Linked DNA regions of Homo sapiens: region 1 is linked to region 2. Evidence: read pairs that join two places in POLR2A ChIA-PET (ENCODE). Cell type or tissue: A673. All regions are shown on one strand. Region 1 has its middle 22 kb from the start of UBE2G1. Region 2 overlaps ANKFY1 (ankyrin repeat and FYVE domain containing 1).

Evidence for each region. Peaks named below come from ENCODE experiments on the same cell type or tissue, not always from the same donor. Only the 100,000 strongest peaks of a DNase experiment are listed, where the experiment ranks them.
Region 1: POLR2A ChIA-PET joins it to region 2 with 6 read pairs; 4 of 35 experiments call an interaction of 5 or more read pairs at or near these places.

The regions. Positions count from the first base shown.
Region 1 is chr17:4,386,083-4,391,082 of GRCh38, reverse strand. No RefSeq gene overlaps it. Among named protein-coding and RNA genes, the nearest start is that of UBE2G1, 22 kb to the right of the region's middle. In A673, no CTCF peak of the experiment used is centred here; no DNase peak of the experiment used is centred here.
Region 2 is chr17:4,197,875-4,202,874 of GRCh38, reverse strand. All of the region lies in intron 7 of ANKFY1 (ankyrin repeat and FYVE domain containing 1), which reads left to right. It also overlaps the pseudogene LOC100420060. Among named protein-coding and RNA genes, the nearest start is that of CYB5D2, 57 kb to the right of the region's middle. In A673, CTCF peaks have their summits at 2,676 and 2,876 (motif pointing left); a DNase peak (open chromatin) is centred at 2,844; H3K27ac peaks cover 459 bases.

The DNA of each region.
Region 1 (5,000 bases), 190 kb before region 2:
AAAAAAAAAAAAATTAGCCAGGTGTGATGGTGTGCACCTGTAGTCCCAGCCACTTGGGAGGCTGAGGTGGAGCATCGCTTGAGCTCAGGAGGTGGAGGTTGCAGTGAGCCAAGACTCCAACCTGGGTAATAGAGCAAGATTCTGTCTCAAAAAAAAAAAAAAATTTATAGGCTGGGCGTGGTGGCTTATGCCTGTAAATCTAGCACTTTGGGAGGCTGAGGCGGGTGGATCACGAGATCAAGAGATGGAGACCATCCTGGCCAACATGGTGAAACCCTGTCTCTACTAAAAATACAAAAATTAGCTGGGCATGGTGACGGGCGCCTGTAGTCCCAGCTACTCGGGAGGCTGAGGCAGGAGAATCACCTGAACCCAGGAGGCAGAGGTTGCAGTGAGCCGAGATCGAGCCACTGCACTCCAGCCTAGTGACAGAGCGAGACTCTGTCTCAAAAAAAAAAAAAAATTTTATATATATACACACACACACACACACACACGTAAATGTTACATATGTATTAAATGTCTCTAGAAAGATAAATAAGAAAGAGGTAACAACAGTGGGTGTCCTAGGGTGAAGCACTGTGAGACCAGGGATAGCAGTGGGAGGGAGACTGAATTTTTGGTGCCTTTTGACTTTTATGCATATATTTCATATGTATACATGAAATATGTATTTCATATTTTATATGTAAAAAGTATATATGCATATGTAAATAATTTCAAAAGCAAGCAACTTTTCTCCCGCAGTGTTCCACTAGAGAAGATGATAAACATATTAAATAGCTGCATGGCCCTGGGCCAGGTCCTCCCTCTCCCTGGACCTCAGTTTCTCGTTTAGACAATGGGAGTTTTGGATCAGGAGACTATTCCTACACTCTTCCTAAATCTTACTTCTAATCAGCCAAATGAATACTGGTGCAGTGACCATAAGATAACATTTGGCTGGGCGCAGTGGCTCACACCTGTAATCCCAGCACTTTGGGAGGCTGAGGCGGGCAGATCACCTGAGGTCAGGAGTTTGAGACCAGCCTGGCCAACATGGTGAAACCCCGTCTCTACTAAAAATACAAAAATTATTCGGGTATGGTGGCACGCTTGTAATCCCAGTGCCACTCAAGAGGCTGAGGCAGGAGAATCACTTGAACTCAGGAGGTGGAGGTTGCAGTGAGCCGAGATTGCGCCACTGCACTCTAGCCTAGGCGACACATCCAGACTCCACCTGCAAAAAAAAAAAAAAAAAAAAGCCGGGTGCGGTGGCTCACACCTGTAATCCTAGCACTTTGGGAGGCCGAGGCAGGCAGATTGCCTGAGCTCAGGAGTTCAGACCAGGCTGGGCAACACGGTGAAACCCCGTTTCCACTAAAATAAAAAAAACTAGCTGGGCGTGGCAGTGTGCGCCTGTAATCCCAGCTACTTGGGAGGCTGAGGCAGAATTGTTGAACCCGGGAGGCAGAGGTTGCAGTGAGCAGAGATTGAGCCACGGCACTCCAGCCTGGCAACAGAGCAAGATTCCATCTAAAAAAAAAAAAAAGAAAATATTTGATGGCATGCAGGGGGGATAATATAAAATGACATTGTTGAAACCAGGATGCAGTGCCCATCACCCGAGGGACAGGGTCATTTCTCTGGCACCGAGCAGGAGCCCATAGGCAAAGCTGCATCTGCCTGGGCTGGTGGATCCTGACGGGGCCCTGCTAGCTTCTGTGGAGGGTCGGCTCCCCAGGCCTTGGCAGCTTCTCCTGCCTCTGCCCACTGAGGCCCTAGTCTGGCCCAGGGGCGGAGCTGAAGCCTGGCCTATCCCTGGCTTCCTCCTTACTCTATCAGGCTCTGCATAGTTTACCTGTCTGCCTGGACTCTCCTCCCCGCCTTCTTTTGCCCATTCAAAGGAGGTAGCTCTTGCCTCATGCTAAAGCTGGGATCCTACCCAGCTCCTTTCCTGAGCCAGGTCTATGCAGGTGGCTGGGAGACCCGAGATGCCCGGCCACAGCAATCTGAGGCCTCAGAGTACACACAAGACCCAGCCTCAGCAGGAAGCCACCTTGTTCCAAAGTACTGGGTCTTCCTCTTAATATAGTACTGGGCCTTTCTCTTAATATTAGAAGCCAAAGGAAAAATACACGGGAATCAGAGGAGTCAAAACTGGACACATTTCCTGCTCCTCATTCCCCCTTCTTTTCGTCCTAAGTTTGGAATCAGGACTTGAGTTCCTGTCCTAAATTAGCCCTGGCTCCCTGAAGAAGTCACTCCCCTTCTTGGGGCCTCATCTGCAAGAAGAGGGGCTTGGGCCCAGACAGCTACGTATTAACAGGTGTCTCCAGGTGGTTCCAATGCAGCTCGTCAGTGACAGGCTTTTTTTTTTTTCAGATAGAGTCTCACTCTTTCGCCAGGCTGGAGTGCAGTGGCGTGATCTCAGCTCACTGCAACCTCCACCTCCAGGTTCAAGCAATTCTCCTGCCTCAGCCTCCTGAGTAGCTGGGATTACAGGCATGCGCCACCATGCCCAGCTAATTTTGTTTTTGTATTTTTAGTAGAGACGGGGTTTCACTGTGTTAGCCAGGATGGTCTCAATCTCCTGACCTTGTGATCCGCCCGCCTCAGCCTCCCAAAGTACTGGGATTGCAGACATGAGCCACTGCGCCCAGCCTCTAGTGACAGGCTTTAAGAAGCAGCTGCGGCCCGGCACGGTGGCTCACACCTGTAATCTCTGCACTTTGGGAGACTGAGGCAGGCGGATCCCTTAAGGTCAGGAGTTCGAGACCAGCCTGGCCGACACGGTGAAACCCTGTCTCTACTAAAAATACAAAAATTAGCCGGGCATAGTGGTGGGCACCTGTAATCCCAGCTACTGTGGAGGCTGAGGCAGGAGAATTGCTTGAACCCAGGAGGCGGAGGTTGCAGTGAGCTAAGATCGTGCCATTGTGCTCCAGCCTGGGCAACAGAGAGACTCTGTCTCAAAAAAAAAAAAAAAAAAAAAGATAAAGGGCAAAAGGGCAAACCCAGTGTGTTGCAACAACTGGAATGAATCTTAAAATAATTATGCCAGCTTGGGCAACGTAGTCAGACCCCTGTCTCTACAAAACATTTCAAAATTAGCCAGGAGTGGTGGTATGTGCTGGTAGTCCCAGCTACCTGGGAGGCTAAAGCAGGAGGATTGCTTGAACCCAGGAATGTGAGGCTGCAGTGAGCCATGATTTTACCACTATACTCCAGCCTGGGAGACAGCAAGACTCTGTCTCAATAATAATAATAATAATAAATTAATTAATTAAAAATAAATAAATGGCCAGGCACAATGGCTCACGCCTGTAATCCCAGCACTTTGGGAGGCCAAGGTGGGTGGATCATGAGGTCAGGAGTTTGAGACCAGCCTGGCCAACATAGTGAAACCCCCATCTCTACTAAAAATACAAAAATTAGCCGGGTGTGATGGCGGGTGCCTGTAGTCCCAGCTACTCGGGAGGCTGAGGCAGGAGAATCGCTTGAACCCGGGAGGCAGAGGTTGCAGTGAGCCAAGATTGCACCACTGCACTCCAGCCTGGCGACAGAGCGAGACTCCATCTCAAAAAAAAATAAATAAATGAAATAAAAATAAATAAATAAGTACAATAATTATGCTGAGTGAAAGAAGACCAAAGAGAGTACATATGTTTGCTTTCATTTACAAAAAATTCTAGAAAGTGACAGAACGGGGATCAGAAAGTGGCTGGAGTGAAAGGAAAGAGAGAAAGATTACAGCAAGGCACAAAGAAACTTTTAGGTGTGATGGAGAGGTTTATTATCTTAATTGAGTGATGTTTTCGTGAGTGCTTACATATGTCAAAACTCGTAAGTTGTATGTCAATTATCAGGTCATTTTAAAAGGTGGTTATGAAGGAACACGTGTTGAGCATACCCTAAATGCAGCCAGACACTGAAGTTGCTTGTGGAAATCAACTGGATGCTTTTTTTTTTTTTTTTTTTTTTTTTTGAGATGGAGTCTTGCTCTGTTGCCCAGGCTGGAGTGCAGTGGCATGATGGCTCACTGCAACCTCTGCCTCCTGGGTTCAAGCAATTCTCCTGCCTCAGCCTCCCGAGTAGCTGGGATTACAGGCACTCGCCACCACACCCTGCTAATTTTTGTATTTTTTGGTAGGGACGAGGTTTCACCATGTGGGCCAGGCTGGTCTCAAACTCCTGACCTCAAGTGACCCACCAGCCTCGGCCTCTCAAAGTTCTGGGATTACAGGCATGAGCTGCTGCGCCTGCCCGTGGATGCTTTTAAGAACAAAGAAAAGAAAACCCAACTTGAAGTGAAACAAACAATAATAAAATGTACTATCTCATCTACCTGGAAAACCAGAGGCTACAGGTACAGTTTGACTGCTCCCCTCCTAGTACCAGACGCTATATTGAGCTACATCATGGAAGCCTCATAATTGTCACGGAACTTAGCTACAACAACAGAATCTACTCTAACTAGTTTAAGCAGCCAAGGAATGTATTTAAAGATATAAATGACTCACACAGTCTCTGAGAGGGATAGAGAATTGGGCTTGGAGGCTACTTGGCCAGGAACAATACCCAAATTTTGCTCCTGGACTGTTATCAGCACAGCCTCTGCTTTTTGCCATCAATAGCCACTGCAGCTCAAAAGTGGAAGGAGTATCTCTACTCCTGGGGCCTCCACTCCCACTGCCCTCAAAAGCTCTGTGTCAGCCAGGCACGGTGCCTCACGCCGGTAATCCCAGCACTTTGGGAGGCCGAGGCAGGTGGATCACAAGATCAGGAAATTCAGACCGTCCTGCCTAACACAGTGAAACTCCGTCTCTACTAAAAATACAAAAAATTAGCCAGGCGTGCTGGTGGGCACCTGTAGTCCCAGCTACTTGGGAGGCTGAGGTAGGAGAATCGCATGGACCCAGGAGGCGGAGGTTGCAGTGAGCCGAGATCGTGCCACTGCACTCTAGCCTGGGTGATAGAGACTCTGTCTGAAAACAAACAAAATAAACAAACAAAAAAAT
Region 2 (5,000 bases):
AAATTTTTTTTTATCATGCTATCCATCTGAATCCAGTCATTCATAGGTTTTCATATACCTGTGCAGTATTGCCCAGTTTATCTTCTGTATGTTTGGTGTATTATACATTTTTCATTAACCTATCTTTTCTTAGCTTTACTGTGTATTTATCTCTCTTTTTTTTTTTTTTTTTTTTTTTGAGACGGAGTTTCGCTCTGTCGCCCAGGCTGAAGTGCAGTGGCACAATCTCGACTCACTGCAAGCTCCGCCTCCCGGGTTCACGCCATTCTCCTGCCTCAGCCTCCCGTGTAGCTGGGACTACAGGCGCGCGCCACCATGCCCGGCTAATTTTTGTATTTTTAGTAGAGACGGGGTTTCACCGTGTTAGCCAGGATGGTCTCGATCTCCTGACCTCGTGATCCGCCCGTCTCGGCCTCCCAAAGTGATGGGATTACAGGCGTGAGCCACTGCGCCCGGCCTCTTTTTTTTTTTTTTAAGACACAGTCTTGCCCTGTCACCCAGGCTGCAGTGCAGTGCTGCAATCTCGGCTCACTGCAACCTCCGCCTCCCGGGTTCAAGCGATTCTCCTGCCTCAGCCTCCCTAGTAGCTGGGATTACAGGCACATGCCACTACGCTTGGCTAATTTTTCTATTTTTGTAGCGATTGGGTTTGCCATGTTGGCCAGGCTGGTCTCAAACCCCTGGCCTCAAGTGAAATGCCCGCCTCGGCCTCCCAAAGTGCTGGGATTACAGTCAGGAGCCGCTGCGCCCGGCCACTATGTATTTGTGTCTTAGTTTGGAATATATTTTAAGCTTAAAGGTAATGAAACTACATTAACCCTTCTCCCCTGAGTATCTCATATTTTGGACTTTTCATTAAGGCCCTTTGTCCTAATAATTCTAAAGTTTCTTTCTACTCCCAGAATGTAAGTGGCCGTCTCTAGGATATTTAGTTGTATTGCTAATATATTGTTGTCTTTACATATTTTTTCCTATACCAAATCCGTGTGGAGTTTGTTCATGCTACAGAGTAGGACCCTCTGCGTATATGTATAAATGGATAGCAAAAGCCTGACCTAGCCTAACCCCCTATATGCATGTTACCTGCTGCCTGCAGTGCTTTACTGCCTCTGTACTGTGAAGAAATCTAAGCTTTGATACTGGGAAAGATTGCAACCTTCTGCACCCCTTACCCCACCCAAAACGGGAGCAGAAGAATGAAAATATTTCAAGAGAAGGGACTTACTGGAAAATTGTTAAGTTACCTGAAGTCATGATTCATTCAAATAAGAGCCTTTCTGATAAAGTAGAACCCAATAGCCCTAACCAGTCAAATCCATTTTCTTCTCAAACATTTCCCAGGTTCTGTTTTGTATAAGACAGTGTGAATACAAAAAAAAAAAAAAAAAAAAAAAATCAGACACAGGCCAATCTAGCATCTGAGGAGCGAGTCAGCATCTGAGGCCTCTTGTCTGCCCCAGTGCCAGAGCCCACATTCTCTAGCAAGATGGTCTCTTGGAAGAAAGCATAGAGCAGATGGGAAGTGTTGAAAAAGAGACAATCGGCCTGGGCGCAGTGGCTCACGCCTGTCATACCAGCACTTTGGGTGGCCAAGGTGGGAGGATCACTTGAGGCCAGGAGTTTGAGTCCAGCCTGGGCAACATAGTGAGACCTCACCTCTACAAAAATATTTTCAAATGAGCCAGGCAGGGTGGCATGCGCCTGTACCCCTAGCTACTTGGGAGGCTGAGGCAGGAGGATTTCTTGAGGCTGGGAGGCTGAGGTTGCAGTGAGCCATGATGGTACCACTGCACTCCAGCTTGACCAACAGAGTGAGACCCTGTCTCAAAAACCAAAAACCAAAACAAAAGCAAATGATTTTCTAATTTCATACCTACTGAGAACCAGATGAAACCTGTATATTCAAATGAAAATGGGCACAGGAATACAGGCAACAGACCTGAGAGAGCTTTACCACTCCTGAAACCCCATTCTAGATATTCAGACTGTAGATATGTAGTCGAAGGAGATGAAATGATATCGTAAGATATGAAAGGAAAACTTTGGAAGAGAGAGAAAATCATCGTCTCGAGTTGTGATTCAAAGGAGTCTGCACTCACAATTCTAACAATTAGGAACCGAAGCATCCTGATGCAAAGACAAAAGCACATCCTATGGAAAGATCCATAAATTAAAGAAGTTCCAAGGCAGCTTCAACAATCTAGCATTCATCGCAAGGTCACCCACACATTTAAGGAGTATAGTCAACTCTCATGGGACCAGCAAATCAAACTCTAGGACGTTGTTCTGCATGCTGGGGATCATCCAGCTGAAGAAGGATGTGATTTGCAAGAAATTCATCCTGTAGACCTTGGTGAAATGGAGACGGAATCTGCAGAAAGTACCTCTGAATCCCAGCTCTTGGGTTAACTTGCTATCACCCATCAGAGTCACACATGGGGACTTCAAGTTGCAAGTTGCAAATGATTTTTATTTGGAAGATGTTTAACTGAACCCTTGAAAGACTTTCCAGGCCAGGTGCCGTGGCTCACGCCTGTAATCCCAACACTTTGGGAGGCTGAGGTGGGCGGATTGCTTGAGCCCAGGAGTTCAAGACCAGCTTGGGCAATGGTAGCAAAACCCACCTCTACCAAAAACACAAAAAAATTAGCCGGGTATGTTGGCGTGCACCTGTAGTCCCAGCTACTCAGGAGGCTGAGCTGGGAGGATCAACTGAGCCCTGGAAGTTGAGGCTGCAGTGAGCCGTGATGATGACACTGCACTTCAGCCTGGGTGACAGAGTGAGACCCTGTCTCAAAAACAAAAAAAAAATCCCCAAAACCCAACTTTCCCGATATGAGCTCATTGATGCCACCTGGAGGCTACTGAGAGCAATTGCTTTCACCCAGCAAGGCGTGATGCCCCAAGCCTTTGTAACAGGTTTCTGTTCTGTGTGTTATGATGCTTTGCTATTCTTGCCTTGTTTTCTTAAGAAACATACATTTTATATATACATGGTGTTTGCGTGTTTTAAATGTTAAATATAACTAAATCCAAGAAAGACTGAACTTTTAATCTTACAACAAATTTAATTGCTTAATCCTTGTCATCCTCCAAGTTAACTTGACAAGTAAACTTTAACTGGTTTTTCAGAAGTATTTTTTAACACTAAATGGCCACTTGTCAGATTGCTTAGTTCCGAGTTTAACCATGTATTTGTAGAACCAATCTAGAGTCAATTTCTCTTTACTAGTGTCTGACAAAGTATTTTCACAAATGTGTACCATTAACATTTTCATCTTAATTCTTGGCCTTTTGTCAACATGTCAAGGTAGTTTTTTTCACTCCTACAGAGCATAAATAGTCAAAGATGGTAAATGAAACTATTAAAATTAATGAATTTTGGCCAGACACAGTGGCTTATGCCTGTAATCCCAGCACTTTGGGAGGCTGAGACAGGTGGATCCCTTCAGCCCAGGGGTTGGAGACCAGCCTGGGCAACATGGTGAAACCCCATCTCTACTAAAAATATAAAAAATAAGCCAGGCATGGTGGCATGCGTGCCTGTAGTCTCAGCTATTCAGGAGACTGAGTTAGGAGAATCCTCTGAGCCAAGAAGTTGAGTCTGCAATGAGCCGTGATCGTGCCAGTGCACCAGCCTGGGTGGCGGGGGTGAGACTCTGTCTCAAAAAATAAGAAGAAGAATGGTTTTTCTGTAAGTTACTCAGCCTTTGTTGAGTCAGGATCTCTCTCTGTCACCCAGGCTAGAGTGCAGTGGCACAGTCATAGCCCACTGCAGTCTCGAACTCTGGGGCTCAAGCGATCCTCCCACCTCATCCTCCTGAGTAGCTGGAACCACAGCTGTTGTCACCGCTCCTTGCTAAGTTTTTTTTTGTAGAGATGGGGTCTCCCCATGTTGCCAGGCTGGTCTTGAACTCTTGGGCTCAAGTGATCCTCCCACCTCGGCCTTCCAAAGACCTGGGATGTTATTCAGTCTTAATTTGATATCTGTAAATTGTCCTAGGTAGACTCTTATCTGTAATACTCCAAGAGGTAAGTCAATGGAAGGGATTTAGAAAGAAATTTTGTTTCCACAACAAGGTTATTTACCATGTGAAATTTTTGTAAATAGTAATGTGTACAGATACTCTGTTCAAATATTTCATTGTAAACTTCTTATTAAGTCAGTTATGTGTATATAATGAGATTACAAAACTAAAAAGAGGCCGGGCACGGTGGCTCACATCTGTAATCCCAGCATTTTGGGAGGCCGAGGCAGGTGGTTTTCCTGAGCTCAGGAGTTTGAGACCAGCCTGTACATCATGGTGAAACCCCGTCCCTACTAAAATACAAAAAATTAGCCAGGTGTGGTGGCACATGCCTATAGTCCCAGCTGCTTGGGAGGCTGAGACATGAGAATTGCTTGAATTTCGGAGGCGGAAGTTGCAGTGAGCTGAGATTGCACCACGGCACTCCAGCCTGGGTGACAGAGCAAGGCTCTGTCTGAAAAAAAAAAAAATCTAAAAAGAAAATAAATTTTATAATAATAAAACAGACATGGGATTACTCTGAGTAGGAACGTGAATGCAAGTACAGCAGAATGGGGGTAGGTGTTGCTTAGTTAGGTACAAGCTGTGGTCAGGAAATAAGAAAGAAAGAGAAAGAGAGAGAGAAATTGTGTAGGGAGGGATCCTGGAAACCCTTCTGAGAGATGACCGAAGGAGGCCTTTGAAGAGTAGAAGCCTAGTGTTCTTTTTTTTTTTTTTAAGACGGAGTTTTGCTCTTAATCCCCAGGCTGGAGTGCAATGATGTGGTCTCAGCTCACCGCAACCTCCACCCCCTGGGTTCAAGCGAATCTCGTGCCTCAGCCTCCCAAGTAGCTGGGATTACAGGCGTGCACCACCACGCCCGGCTAGTTTTGTATTTGTAGTAGAGACGGGGTTTTTCCCTGTTGGTCAGGCTGGTCTCCAACTCCCGACCCCAGGTGATCCGCCCACCTCGGCCTCCCAAAGTGTTGGGAC